2 separate regions of the Mus musculus genome follow, and region 2 is linked to region 1. A link is a loop called in an ENCODE intact Hi-C map of the cell type or tissue named here. Cell type or tissue: left cerebral cortex. All regions are shown on one strand.

Evidence for each region. Hi-C counts contacts between places; a loop is a spot of excess contacts. Peaks named below come from ENCODE experiments on the same cell type or tissue, not always from the same donor. Only the 100,000 strongest peaks of a DNase experiment are listed, where the experiment ranks them.
Region 2: it touches region 1 in a loop (6-fold over the local background); 2 of 42 quality-filtered maps call a loop at or near these places.

Annotation. Positions count from the first base shown.
Region 1 is chr14:71,580,978-71,588,977 of GRCm38, reverse strand. No RefSeq gene overlaps it. Among named protein-coding and RNA genes, the nearest start is that of Gm34819, 36 kb to the left of the region's middle. In left cerebral cortex, no CTCF peak of the experiment used is centred here; DNase peaks (open chromatin) are centred at 777 and 3,567; H3K27ac peaks cover 923 bases.
Region 2 is chr14:72,230,761-72,238,760 of GRCm38, reverse strand. No RefSeq gene overlaps it. Among named protein-coding and RNA genes, the nearest start is that of Gm41205, 50 kb to the right of the region's middle. In left cerebral cortex, no CTCF peak of the experiment used is centred here; DNase peaks (open chromatin) are centred at 202, 644, 4,116 and 4,268; H3K27ac peaks cover 1,831 bases.

The sequences.
Region 1 (8,000 bases):
CCAGCTTAAGAATATGGCCAGTGGCTAGCAAACTGGCAAAGAGAACAACGTTTTAGAGGAAGAGGGATTTATTCATGGACACCTGTCAGAGGCTGTCATTCCTCTGGCTGAAGGATTGTCTGCATCTTACCATGATGTAAATCAGCTCCTCCTGGACTTAATAACTCTTCTTTATGGGTTTCTTCCCACTCATAAATAAACCTCATTCCATATGGATATTCTGAAAAAAAGTCCTCCTTGATTTGCAGCTCTGCTCATTGGTAGAAGCAGATGCCAGTCCCAGGTCACAAGGGAGCTTTTCTATGGTTGGCCCCTTACAGGAGAGCCCTCCCTTCTTTGCAGTAAGGTCACCCTTGAATAAGGCTCCTTCTAAAATGTTCTCATTGGGGTCACAAGAAAAGCCTATTTTCCAAAGGCAAAGAAGACTGTAAAGAATTGGTTATTTTCTTCCCCAAAAGACTTGAAAGTATGTGGCTTCCAGCTCTGCCTTACTTCATCTGAACCTGGAATTCCTCGCTCTCATCCACAGAAACATGCTCCTTCACATGCAACTTTGTGCTACCCTTCTCAGTCAGATTGGACTGAGATAGACCCCAGCTTTCATTCTTCTATCATATGACAGAATAACACATTTCACTGTTCAGAGTTATGCATTGCAGTATTCAGGGTTTTGAACATTCTCAGAAAGGCCTCCATAAATATTCAAATTCTAATTTTAAAATGTAGTTGGAAAGGATGTTAGCAAGCATCATGTCCAACATCCTACCAAAGGAAGTAAACACCCCCACATCCACCCTCACAGACAGGCACTTGGGCCATCCCATTTCCCCTAGAACAAGGACTATAAAGGGATATAGCTCTATTTCAAACATGCTGTTAAACTTGAATATATATTACAACTAATTCTACATAAGCAGTATTTTTAAATTGTGTTTTCAAGATCTTGCAACACTCCATGGGAATTCATCTTTTAGGGAGAAATATATTAATAAAATATTTAATGGCGTGTAGGGTATGTCTTGAAATGTAGCATGCATGGTAATTACAAGAAATCAAATGGGCAAAAATGTATGACAATGACTAATTACTTGAAAAAAGAATACTGAAGTCCAAGTCTATGTTCATCAAAATTCAGATGACAAGTCTTAGCCAGGGTGTATAGATGTTGGATCCTTTGTGTGTTGTGCTAAAAGTAGATCAGAATGGGGGTAAAGCTTGGTAGGAGCTCAAGTAGTAGTTATCAGTTACCATATGGTTCAATAATTCTATATAGAATAGAAAAAGACTGAGGAAAATATATCTGCACACCCTTTCCAATCAAAACTGTTCACAACCAGATAACAGTTTAACGTGTGTGTGTGTGTATGTGTGTGTGTGTGTGTGTGTGTGTATAATCCTGATATATTTAAACTAGAGAAAAAATATTGGTATGTGTTTCATGAATACACCTCAAACATATTGTGTAAAGGGAAAAACATTAGACATAAAAGATTATGCAATGTGCAATGCCATTTATATAATATATCTATATATCCATGATAGAGAAACATATAGGGGCAAAGTTTGGAGTGAAGAGAGAATTGGAAGTGGCTGTCAATGGCCACAAAGCTTCATTTTGGCATACAAGTAGTGGTTGAACAAAATTGTGAGTGTACAAACTTTCACTGAATGTTGACTTTAAAATGCTGATTTTAGGCTTTGTGAATTTAACCTTAATAAAACATTTTTCCAGGAAATATTTATGTGTTTGACTCAGCAGTGAGGCTCATCATTCATATGTTTCAAAGAACATCGCTTCTTTTTCCCTGGACTAAATTTTGTTTTATTTTTATGTTTGTTTTCTGTTTGTTTGTCTTTTATCTACACAATAACAAAGTCATGATGATATTCCCAAAAGTATCTTCCCTCTTCCCTTACCCCCAAACCGCCAGCTGGCTCTGTGCTGGTTAGTTTTTGTCACATGACACAATTTCTCAATTGAGGAAATGTCTCCATCAAGTTGGTCTATAGGAAACTCTAAAGGGCATTTTTAAATTGTTGATTAATGTGGACACAGCTCACAGTAGGCAGTGCCACCTCTGATCCTCGGTTTAAGAAGTAGCTGAGCATGAGACTGAGAGCAAGCTTGCTTACCAGCTTTAAGGTCTCTGCTTCTGTTCCTGTCAATAGGCTCCTGCTCTGAGTTCCTGCCTGACTTCCTTTGGTGGCATATGTCCTGGGAGTTGGTTATCATAGCAATAGAATGCAAACTAAGACACTAAACAATAAGAGATATATAAATCATCTTTCACATACTTTCATATTCAAAGGCATAGCCTCCTGTACCCCAAGTTGATCTCAAACTCACTATCTGAGTATAATCTTGAACTTTTGATCATTTTGTTTCTACCTCCCCAGTGCTGGGATTATGGGGTCATGTGATCACACTTATTTTATGTGGTATTGCATATAAATCCAGGGCTTCAGACATGCGGAGCATGTACTCTGCCAGCTCAGCTATACCTTCAGCATCCTTCCACTCTTGTAAATAAAGTTTTATGGAAATAGAGATATACCAATTTATTAACTTAGTCTCTTCAAGTGCCCCCTCCCGTGTGTGTGTGTGTGTGGTGTGTGTTTGTGTTGTGTCTTTGCACATGTATGTGAGGGTGTGTATGCTTTGACAAAGAGCAGGGGACACCATGTGGTCTCTTTCTTATTCTCTCTCTCATGTTATCTCATCTCCCTCTTTTTCTCTATTTCTTTCTCATCATCTACATCTATATCTATATACATATATGTGTGTATGTATGTATGTATGTATGCATGTATATCTGAGAAAGAAGAAGTCTAAGAGATATAGAAATATATCTCTTTAGAAGCAGAGTCTTTCAGAAGAACTTGCTGGGTTTTTTGAGGCTGGATTATCAACAAACCCAAATGATCCTCCTGTCTTCTCCACCTCTACCCCTAGTGCTGGCAACTCCAGCAGAGACTCAAATTCATGTCCTTTTAGGTGACAGGCATTTTTACACACTAGGCCATTCCCCTAGTCCAGCTGTTTGCTTCTTATAACATCAGAATTGCTTTGTGTTTAAACTCGAAAACTTTTACCCTCTAGTGTTTACACCTAAAGTATTTATGTATGGTCACTTTTATTAAAAGTTCATCAGCCTCTGATACAAAAGGACTTCATGAGAATCCTTCCATTGAAGCAATTGATAGATAAGAAAATGACAAACCCATACAGACAGTGAGGTTGAAGCCCCAAGGAAAAGGAACAAATTGAGGACCAGTTGTTTGAGCATTTGCCAACAGTAAATAATTCTGAAAAGCAAGAATTTAGCAAACGTCTCTAGAAACCAAATTGCTCCCATAAAAGTAGCCTAGATAATCAAGTTACAAATTTCTTAACCTCCTAATCATTGTGTATGTAAATGACCAAACACCCAAATGAAGTTTTGAAAAGAAATTGAAAGAACAAATACCATTTGCAAATAATAGCTCCTGCCTTTAATGTGTTTTAATCTTCCATTTTTTAAGCAGAGGAGGATATTTCTGGAAAAGCACCTCCACCTCCTCCCTTCTGTGACAACACAGCTATTGGAAGTTCAGAGATGCCCATAGTTTAATGTCAGGCTGCTTTTCTTCTGTTAAATCAAAATGAAATTAATTTTGAAGCAGCACTTTACATTTGTAACTCCATTTTCCTAAAATAGAACACAGCGTATCCTGCACAGGCATAGATTTTCAAAGACACTTAGAATGATACTTGGTTATGAGTATTATTTCTGAGTGGTAAAATTTGGGGGTGAATTATTATTATTACTATTATTACTATTATTATTATTATTGTGTTTTCACATATTGTTGAAAAACATTGAGCTTTTTTTTGTGCTGTTCTGTTTTGTTTTTTTAATTGAGAGTCAATGAAAACACAATGAGATGTTCTACTTAAAGTGGTTGTACACAAGTAAAGGCCCACTCCTTCCTTTGTATATTTTTGAATGTCTCTTAAACAAAACTTTAAATATATTTTTATTGATTTTCTGGTAGTTTTATTTTTATTAAATTGCTCACAGTACCTAGCATAAGCAAGGCACATAATCCATGTTCATTAAAAATCATATTGATTTTTGTTTTCTAAAATGTCTCAGGGACTGTTCACACTTCACAATAGTAAGAGTTTAAAACATTGTTGACACAAAGTTACTTGTAATTTATTCTCTAAACTTATTAATTGCAATAGAAGTACAGCTAACTTCTTTATAATAACAACAAAAGAAAAGGCAATTAGGTAGTTTAAGGATGCCCCAAGCCTTTTACGCTTATGACAAAGTATTATATTTAAATGCACTCTGTCATAGTCTACTGCCCAGGGCAACAGTCCCAAACAAACTTTCTAATTCTTAAGACCATAGCCCTGTCACTTTATCTATATTATATTATGTTATATTATATTATGTATTATATTATATTATATTTATTCATAAGAGTTATGGTGCAGCACACACATATTTGGAAGTCACTTCTAAGAGTTGGCTTTCTTTTTCCATCATGTGGGACCTAGGGATTAATCTCAGATGATAAACCTTGACATCAAGTGCCTTAACACACTAAGTCCTGCCCTTAGGTTGCATTTTCCCCAATGAAACAATATGTGCTTCATGGGACTTAAAATTCTACTTTCTATCAAATGACTTAGATCAACACAACAGGACAGCCTGGTATTGCAGGAAAAAGGACAGGCAGGAAATGCATGTGTTTAAACATCAAGGGCCTGCAAGAACTCTCCACCTCAGGTGGTAGTGACTATCCTCTCCCCACAAGGATATGGTGACTTCTTTAACTCATTAAGAATAATTCAGGAGATAAATAGTTAAGTGTTTGAATGAGTGTGCTGTTTGCTCACTGAATACCACAATCAACTGAGTGGTCTGGAATAATAGGGAAAAACATCCTGGAGAAGGTGCAGATGTTTGTGGCAAGATTTACTTACATGAAGGGGAGAAGAAGGTCATGGCTGACAGACAGACAGCAGACAGATAGACAGACAGACAGATAGACAGATACATAGACAGATACATAGATGGATACATAGATACATAGATAGATACATAGATAGATACATAGATAGATACATAGATAGATACATAGATAGATACATAGATAGATACATAGATAGATACATAGATAGATACATAGATAGATACATAGATAGATACATAGATAGATACATAGATAGATACATAGATAGATACATAGATAGATAGACAGGGATTATTCTACTAACAATGTACAAGTTAGAGTTAGATACAGACCTGTTTGATTCTGAATCCATGGATTCAGGTTTGATGGAAACCACCTCAAAGATGGAAGGCAAAAATGCTAAATAGGGTCAGTAAGAGGAAATTGTGGTTTGAGATACAGAGCCATTTATAGTCCATGTTCTTAAAAGGTTAGCATTTGAAAATAAGTACTAATTGATAAAGCCACGTTCATAGTCAGATACAGATAGCTTTACACACAGGATGCTTCCTCCCCACCCCATCTTCTCACTGTAGGGAGTCTTCCTATCTCACACTGTTTCAGTCCCTTATCTCTCATCTTCTATTATTCTACAAAGGTAAGGGGATGCCTTCTCCATGAAAAGAAATTCTGGAGAACAGAAGGCAACGGTCATATAAAAAGGGAGAGAGACAAAAGCAGCAGTTCTCTACTCCACTGAGGAGCTTGGAGCTTCCAAGGAGTGAGCTCCTTCTATAGGAGCTCTCTTTCAATGTCTCGGGGGAACGAAATGAAAAACCCAGTGTAGCTCTCCAAGCCCACAACTTTCTCACCTATTCTTGCTCCCGTGCATGCTTCTGCAGTCCTATGCTTTGAAGGCTCGATATCATTCTTCTCTGATTGCTTAAGGCTCCCACCCAGGAGCTACCAGCCAGCAGTTTCTCCTTCACAGAACCTACTGATTCTATCACAACCTCTTGCCTCCCTGTTTCTGCTGCCCAGTTATATGCCATGGCTATATCTCTGGCTTGGTCTTCCATTCTCACTGCTTTCACACTGCCATATTTGTGGCTTCCTTGTTACTGTGCCTAGAGCCAACTTTAATGCCACCATCCAGATCACACCAAGCCCCCACTCTGAAAGACTATGCATTGCCACCACCTGCATCAAGATGTCTAAATTTCTTAGTTCATTCCAACCCATTCTCTGAACACTGGCTGTATCCACAGTCTCAGGCTTACCTGTCCCTCCATCCCTCTGTTTTCCTTATTAAACACTAATGTCACACGTCATTGATTCTCATAGACTTTTCTAATTGTACCACTTCAGCTCCAATGTGTCCTCCATCACTCTTTTTCTCCTTTCCTACCTAGATTGTTATTTTGTTTCAAGACTCAATACAACCATTTCACCTTTCTCCTAGAATCATGCTGGATCAGTCCGGGTGGAATTAGCTAGAACAAGGTAAACCATATAATACTTCAGTGAAGTATTATTTATACATGGCAGCACTGCGCACTTCTCCTAGAGTCTACCCCAACAATGAGTGAAGAAATTAATGAAAGTAAAGTTCTCAGTTTTCTCTGTAGGACTCTCCTGTATCCCAGAGAGACTGAGCTTCCCCAGAACCTGTCTATTCTAATCAATATACATCTACAAAGCATCTACTGAAGTATGAATGATGCAGCATTTAGATATAGAATTGAACTAGTTAGCTCGTGTGTGTGTGTGTGTGTGTGTGTGTGTGTGTGTGTGTGTGTACTTTGTGTATGTTGGCATGTGACTTGTATAAGTAGCTATACATTTTACTTCATCATTGTGCCCTGAGGTTTCATTTTGCCATCAAAGATATGAGGAATTACTAGCAGATCCAATGTCAGACCAAACCTGAATTCAATACTTAGAAAGGTTCCCTAAAATGAAGACACTCAGTACACTTGCTTGAGTAATATAAGAGATTTCCATGGACAGAGGTAGCATCTGATTATTATAAAATGGTTTCATAGCTGACAAAATGAATTCTGATCCTTATGATTTCTACAGGGGCACTATAAGTTACATAGCCAACTATTGTTTCCCTTCACTTCATAGATGGGGAAACAGTCTGTGGTCTTCTGTCTTATTCATAATCAAACAGCTAGTCAAGGAGTAATCTAACATTTCAAGCCAGTCTTTTGATCTCTGTTTGAATGGTCTTAGTACCAAACTACCCCTACTCTCAGAGAGTCATTTTAGTAGCAAGCTTCTATAAATCTGATATACACCTTTATAAACACAGCAGACCATTGTCTTTTTATATTTTTTATCACAATGGAAACCCTGGGGACCTAAAGACATGGGAATCTCCTTCATTTATCAGTTACCAAACATAGTCAAGATTTGAGCAATCTTACTAACACTTTAACTAAATTATTTCCTTGTATGTACACACCAGTACGCACCTCGTGCCAAATCCAGCACTGAGCAAGAAGTTAGAATGGCTGCTGAGAACTCCAGCCTACTCTTTCTACATCTATGTGGAACTATTCAAAATGGTAATTCAGTGTGAGGCAGTAACTCAGAGTAAGCAGGTCCATCACTCATATAAGGGTGGGTGCAGCCTCCAGGGCTCTTACGTCTTTTGCCAGAGACAGCATTTCTTCTCAAGCCCTCACTCATCCTCTATACAATTTATTTCTCTCGCATGCCCTTCATACATAGCAGCACTGCTCACTTCTCCTAGAGTCAATCACCAGATGCCAAGAGTTTTGAACATCTCCTTGAGGGAGATTTAAAGAGAGACTTAGCTTCAAGGTCAAGCATGTTTAGTGCAGGAATGATGAGGGGCATACTAAATTCCAGAAAGGATGGCAGCTGAACTCTGAGACAGAACCCAGGTAGACTCAGTCAGGGGAAGATGGACAGAGCTGGAAATGGGAAAGACCAAAAAGAAGCTACTATGTACTTTTCTAGCTGTACCAAGTAGCTGTATGTCCTTGGCCTTGCATTTCTTGGCAGTTGTAACTCAAGTCCTG
Region 2 (8,000 bases), 650 kb before region 1:
TTGAGTAGATGTGAATACCTGGTCAATTTAAGACCACTGAGGTAATTTAGAACATCTTCCTTCTTAGACTACAGTCCCAGACACAAGAGACTCATTCCCATTTTGAGAGGCTGACAAGGATGTTTGTGGGTGGATTTGCAGAACGGGGACTCCAACACCTACTTTCAGATGCTTGAGGCAGCGATGTAGGGGGAGACATTTTATTTTCTCCCTACGGAAGTCCTGTTTTGCTTGCCCTCTGTCTCTTAAGTCTATAGTCTTCCATCTGCTTGGGTGGGAGCGGATGTGTCTGGCAGCCCTGGGATAGAATCATTTTTAGTACAATAGGAGTCTGACATTTTTGTGATCCCACAGATTTTTCTTAACCCCCCATAAGTCTTTGTGTGAGTCCAGCTCAATGCCAACTCTGGAGGAGGGATATGGATTGGCTGTTGTTGGGGGCGGATAGTTTCATATTGTAGCAGAAAACACATTGGAGGTAACCTTCAAGACAATGGAATGACAGGTACATGTTCAGTGAACAGGAAACACTCTTAGAACAGAAGTACATCTGGAAGGATTCTTGAAGAGACTGCTTTTAAGAAAAGGAGGAAGAGAGGTCATTCCCATTGAGTGGGATGTGGGAGGCTTCCAGGATTCAATAGCAATAGCCTTAGCCAAAATTCTCAACAGTGGGGAGATGGAACCGGAAGAGACCACCTCCAGTGGACAAATATGGCCTACCATGGAGAGATGGAGCCACCCACTCATCTTCAAAAATTTTGACCCAGAATTGTTCCTGTCTAAAGGAAATGCAGGGACAAAAGTAGAGCAGAGAATGAAGGAAAAGCCATACAGTGATCAGTCCAACTTGGGATTCATCCTATGCGCAGGTACCAAACCTGACATTATTACTTATGGAATGTTGTACTTACAGACAGGAGCCTAGCATGGTTGTCCTCTGAGACGCTCTATCAGCAGCTGACTGAGACAGATGCAGATACTTACAGACAACCATTGAACTGAAGTCAGGGACCCCCTATGGAGGAGTTAGGGTAAGGACTGAAGTAGCTGAAGGGATGGCAACCCTATAGGAAGATCAGCAGCATCAACTGATCCGGACCCCCTCAGAGCTCCCAGAGACTATTCCACCAACCAAAATGCATACATGTGCTTATCTGTAGCCCTCAGCACATATGTAGCAGAGAACTATCTTGTCTGGCCTTAGTGGGAGAAGATGTGCTTAACCCTGTCAAGATGCTCCAGGGAAGGGGGATGCTAGGGAGGGTGAGGTAGGGAATGTGAGTATGTAAGGGTGTATGTAGGGGTTTGGGGGAGCACCCTCTCAGAGAGGCAAAGGGGAGGGGGTGAAGAACTCTAGAAGGGGGGACCAGGAAGCGGGGCAACATTTGGAATGTAAACAAATAAAATAATTTAATAAAAGAAAAGAAAAGGAAAAGGAGGAGGAATGGATTAGATAATAAGAAACCAATCCATAATGGAAAGCCCCAGCCCCGGGAGGTGATAAACCTTCAGAGTTCCAAAGTGACATCAGAGTACAGTGACTGTGTTCTTGTTTCAGCCAGTCACTGGCTATATAAACCTTCTAGAAGAGGGAGTGATGGTTGATAAATCAGTTCTCTGAAGCTAGGGTGGTTCCTAGTGATGGTACTATGAGCAGCGATGTTCCCAGGAGCAGAGGAACAGATGTTAAGAGGAAAGACCAGAGAGGTAGCCTGGTGCATGAAAGCACAGCACTGTCTATCAAGTCTGATATCCCAAGCTCGCACTTACTGGGTCTCACACATTGGATTGAGAGAATCAACTGCTAAAGACCTTCCCAAGCTCACTATGTCATGCATCTACTTATATCTCTCCTCCCTACGGGAAATAAATAAATAAATAAATAAATGTTAAACAAACAAACAAACAAACAACAAAAAGGAAGAGGATGAAGGTTGAAGGTGGAAAACCCCACAACTGTCTCCTTTTGTGAGCTCCATTTGGATTCTGGATTCCTCACTTGGAAACAGATTCTCCAAGATTCAATTTACTATGCTTTTCTAGGGCACTTCCAGGCAAAGAGCAAACCACAGCTCTAGTTCTTCAGCTGATCTTGAAGCCATAATTGATGCTTTCTATCTCTGTACTTTGTCTCCCATTCTAGTTTCTTGTTGTCTTGGATAGACAATATAAGTTGTGCCAGGTGGCTTGCTGTTTGGAGATCAGATTTTGATCCTCAAGGCACCTGAGACCCTAAGTATCATTCTATATGTTGGATGTGAATTTATCACTAAACCTGGGCATGTGAGCAGCAAGAGATGCCTCAGAGGATCAGTGTGTTTGCAGAGATATTCTTCCCTGCCCTGCTGTCCAGCGGCAGCTGATCTAACATATATTAGAATGATTTTTCCCCATTCTGCTAGCATTCCGTGATTAGCCAGAAGGATCTTCATACATATAGCAGCTTAATTTTCAACATAATCTCAATTAGACTAAATGAAGAATTTTCCCCATCTGAGACACAGCATATAAAAACAAAAACAAACGAGAGCCTAGGACTATCGGCTTGGCTTGGTAGCATGTTTGATTATAGTTATTTGGTATAGCTTCCTTACTTATCACTTTGTATCTATAGGTGACATAGGATTATATAACACTCATTCTTTTAGGATTTGTCCTGTGTACAGAAGATAGTGACATTTTCAAGTTGTTACTTCACTTATTTAAATTATTTTTGACAGGATTTTACTGTGCAACCCTGGCTACCTTGAACTCCTAGAGCTCTGCCTTCATCTGTCTCCCAAGTGAAGCAATTAAAGGCATATACTACCATGCCTTGATTCTTTGAGAGGCCATTTTATCACTCCGAAGGACTGTGATTCCTAAAGACATGGCAGGTGACAGGACCAGTGGATTCTATTACCACTACACCACTTCCCCCATCCCCATTATTTGGGTCCTTTGGCCTAATAAAATGTCTCTTGCAATTTTATTTCAGCTGATGAAATCCTCCTGAAGTCTATAGACAATTGAATTAACCAAGACCCTAGGGATAAAAAAAGCAAGTTTGTACTTGCCATGTGTGTTGATATTTGTCAAATGGAATCATTGCACCTTCTGGGTGAAAGGTGCCCAGAGCAGTCAACTTGTTATCAAGCACTTAGTTCATATTGGCAAAAGCCAAATATGGAGCTCAGCCTTAGTTCTGTTGCTGGCCAGGTGAATATACAATAGCAGCTGTACCAATATTAGCCTCAGCCAGTGGAAGTCCACCCTGATGGGCCTGTATTCTTTCGTGCCTGCCCCTTGGTATGTCCTTTGTAGTAGCAATACAATATTTATTCATAGCAAATACAGTCTTATGATAAAAATCATTCCACCTATCTTATTGACTTAGAGTTGCTATTTAATGGCCATATTATGGTGCAAGATCACCACACTCGATATCTTTTCCCATGGGTCCATTCTGCTAAGTCTTCCTTGAACTAATATTTAAAACTTTATTCTTTTAAGGTTCAGCTAGCTCTACTCAAATTCACTCTAAGTACAGGAATGATTGTACTCTGGGCTCCTTCTCTGTCCAAGGTAGAAGACCTGATTCATCAGACAAGTGCTGTCAGTTGGGACAATATATCACTGCTCCCATTCAGGGATTTCTAATAGGGAGCATTAGTGAAATACCAACTCATTTTTAATTCGTGACAACACACCAAAGGGACCAATCAACAGACCAAGCTCAGACTGTTCTTTGATTTGCTTGGTGTTAAGGAACAATAGGCGTGAGCCATGAGAAGAGACAGAGAAGCAACAATGTTAGGCAACATGGGTGGGAGACAACATACTCATGCAATTTACCCGTGTCTCTCCGCCTATTCATGCTCCTTCTCAGACATGCCACACACAGTTTCCAAGGAATACGTTCTGGTTCAGCCTGGCTTTATGGATTGGCCTGGGTAACAGAATTCAGCTTTTGATGGACATCTCTGGCTGCCACTTGATGCCTTCTTCAGATGGTTTATATTTACTGTAGGCTCATATCCAACCAAGTCCTGCCTGTGAGATGGAACATACTCCTGCAGCAGATGGCGTGGCCTACCTCCAAAACTCTAATGGCTTGCATTGTGACCATGTATCCACTGTACTTGATGTCTTTTCCCAACCCAGAAACCTCTAACACCATAAGGTCTGCCAGGTTGTGTGGCCAAGTAAGAAGTCTACTTCTGTTTCAGCTCAAACTTTCCATAGAGGTCTTTCATAGGAAGTTGGCAACCTTTCATGTCACCTGGTCCATGAGTCAGAGAACCTTTTCTAAGCATAGAATATGGTGCTTCTAGAGTTTGGAGCCTAGAGCTTAGAGATTTTTTTTTCCGTGTTGTGGGAGTTGTGAAGTGGGTTGATCTGTCATCTATTTGGTGGGGAGGGAGGTGATTTGTTATGGTCAGATCATTGAATCCTAAAAATATCACAGATATAGAAAGCCCTTGAGTTTTTCCAGGAGCATCCCCTACCCTCCAATTATATATGCTCATAGTTTACCACTGGTTCTTGCCTGTGTGGTCTAATTAGCTTGACATCTCGAAAATGTAGCTGCATGAGCCTTAGGTATTTACCCTGCCACTTTTTACAAATCATTCTACAGTTTTGTACACTTATATTATGGATTTAGTCATTTTCACACCTTCTCTTATGTATCTCCCTTACTTTTCCCTCTAACACTGGTACCCTTTTCAGCAAGTGACCACCTACTTTTGTGTCTTTTTCCCCCCGAATGGAGTTTAATTAGTGTTATATGCTCATGTCCTTGTGTAGTACATTGAGCAATAAGGTCTTACCATTAAGTCCTGGTATGAAATAAAGAGCAATGACAACTACCAGCATTGTTTTGGGGGTCTATAAAACCTCTCTGTACACTAACTCACATGGAGGTGTCTCACACATAGCACTGTGAGTTTTGGAACCAGACTTGATGTTCATCAACTGGATGAATAAAAAATGGAAATGTGGCAATCCAAAAACTTTGCATATTCTTGCCTATATAGATACCCTAGGTACATATTTTTTGAGTAGTGTGCTTAGTATTGTGTGCTAATAAAATCCAGAGTAATAGAATGGGGATGTTAGGGGGATAGAGGGGGAATAGTAGAATATATCAGTCACAAAACTGGAGAAGTGGAATACTGAAGGTAGAAAGGTCTAAACAGGAACACAGGTAGGAGGATGGGTAAGAGGAAGGAGAAAGAAGGGATCAGAACCAAGGACATATACCATTTCATAAGCTTTGAAAAAACACAATATATAAGCAATTATTTGAATGGAGGTAATCTTCAAGGATGGATACTACTCCCAGAAGCCATGGACTATTAAAGGTCTCTTTGAACTGTGTTACAAGAGGAAAGGTGAATTGGCTGTGCCTTTGGCAAGGCTGTAAATACATAGTGTTATTTGTGATGTGGGGGCCATGCACCATTTTTGCTCCTCCTGAGACAAAGGCAAAGACAATATACTTGCTGGAGTGCATCATGTGCATCATGTGCATCATGTGCATCATGTGCATCATGTGCCAGAGCCTGTGTCTTCTGTGCTAACAAAGATACCACATCCAGCATAGTGGGTTGCAATGGGCGGTGCGTCTCACGAAATTGGCAGTCATCCATTTCTCATCCATGATGACCTCTCTGATTTCCTTTCCTGTAAGAGACAATGGCTTTATAACAACACCCCTTGTTTCTGGTTCCAGCTTAAAAAGACAGATACCATTGGGAATCTTAACAATGCTCACCTCCTCATCAGTGCATTCCCGCCTCACTTCAGGAACTGGAGCATCCTCCCATACTCCACAACAGTCCAAAGGTAGTATTCTACCCATATCCATTCTACTATGCCCATTTTCTTTGCCCTTTGGGCGTTTCTTTCGCCATCTGCCAAGGAAGTTCTGGGGTGTCCATTTAGTTTAAGACATTGATTTTACCGCATATCGAAGATACAACCTAGCAGTTTATCAGCAATGTCTCCTAGGATCTTTGCCAAGGTTTTTGAAGATTTTAAACATCACATATTGATATAGCATCCTTTATCCAACTTTATTTCACTCGTTTGATTATTATCCTAGTACAGTTTACATCCTCTCAGTACTTCCTACCTTGTCCTGCTTTTCTATTAGCTCTTTCTCTTCCTTTGCTTGAGCATTGCTTGTGTCTACATTTTACATCTTCAACTGGTCTGATTAACATAATAGGACAGTGGAGTAGGACTCTTGACAAACAAACAAAATATTAAGATCTCTTAAGGCATCTGACTTTCATGTGGCCTCTGCACATATTTTAGTGAGGGTTTCTATTGTTGTGAGGAGACACCATGACCATAGCATGGGGCTGGCTTCCAGTTTCAGAGGTTTAGTTCATTATCAGTATGACAGAAAGATAGTGGCATGCAGGCAGACATGGTGCTGGAGAAGGAGCTGAGAGTTCTATATCCAGATTAGCAGACAGTAGGAACAGAACAATGAGCCACTAAATCTGGCTTGAATTTCTGAGACTTCAAGGCCTGCCCCCCGTGACACACTTTCTCCAACAAGACCATACTTATTCCAAGAAGGACACATTTCCTAAAACCGCCCATTGCCTATGAGCTTATGGGGACCATTTCTATTAAAACCACCACAACATGACATTCAAGTGAGGAAGAAATGTGGCATCGATGTGTACAAGGATAATCTGCTCCTGTCTAGCAGATTTTGGAAAAGGTGGGAGTTTAAAATTCTGAACCATGTCTCTTAACATGGTAAGAAGCTTGACTTTTCGACTTTAGAGTCTCTTATACCTTGGATATGATCACAACAGATATCTGTGAGAGCCACACCATTAATTTGGGGAGATGTAACATAAAAGTTCATCAACTATGCATGTGTATTGTTGGCTGATAATTGGTTTCACTTTTAGTGTATGTGTATGTGTGTGTGCGCGTGTGCGTGTGCACGTGCGTGTGTGTGTGTGTGTGCTTGTTCATGTTCGAGTATGGATAGATGTGTGTCAAACTGTGTGAGAAGATCAAAAGACAACCTTGGCTGCAAGTCCTTGGCTTTCCATCCTGTTAGAGATATGGTCTCTTCTACACTGTAAGGCAGGATAGCTATCGAGTGAGTGTCTAGAGATCTTTGTCTCTGCTTCCCACTTTCTATAAGTGTTTTGGGATTGCAGGAGCTTGGTCTGTGGTGTCTGGATTTTATGAGGATTGAGAATCTGAACTCAGATCCTCAGACTCACGTGGCAAGTCTGTATAGCAGCTGAGACATCTTCCTAGCCTTGGCTTCCGTTTGGAATGCATGATATGGGTGGCAATGTAGTTTGAGACTATATTTCTTATTAATGCATAATAATTATACAGAGTAATGGGTTTCACAATGACATCTCCACTGAGCATCACGGGGAAAAAAAAAGAACAAAAGCAACAAAATGGGCATGGCAGAACTATTGTGAATGGCTGGAAGCTTGAGAGGCAGCAACAGGCTTCAGCAAAGCTTTCCTGAGTTCAGTAGGGATTAAAGCAGACAAACAGTTAAGGGAAAACAGTCAGGATGTTGAGCACTGCTTATTGTCTGGGCAATGAGTAAGCTCTGAAAGTGTATCTACAAACCCCAAATGTCTGTTCTCTGGAGAGAAAGACAAAGAAGGTAATTCCTTTCAATTGCTTGAGACTTCTCTCCAGGGACCCTTGCTTCTCCTGAGCCTTAGATTGTAGCAGAAACACCATGCCCTCTTCCCATGCCAGTTAATAACCTGGGAATATAAAGAGTCCCTTCAATCTTTGGAGATTTGATGATAATTCCCTAAATGCCAAATCAGCACACACAGCTTTACAATTACTGAGGGGACTACAGAACAAAAATCCTTATAACAGACATGAAATGTTGGGACCTGAACCTTCTTGGTCTACAGGACCTAGGAAATTGGATTCAGAGCATCTCAATGCCTTTCAGAGCAGAAAGCCTTTGCCTATGGGAACTGCACTTTGTGCCCAGC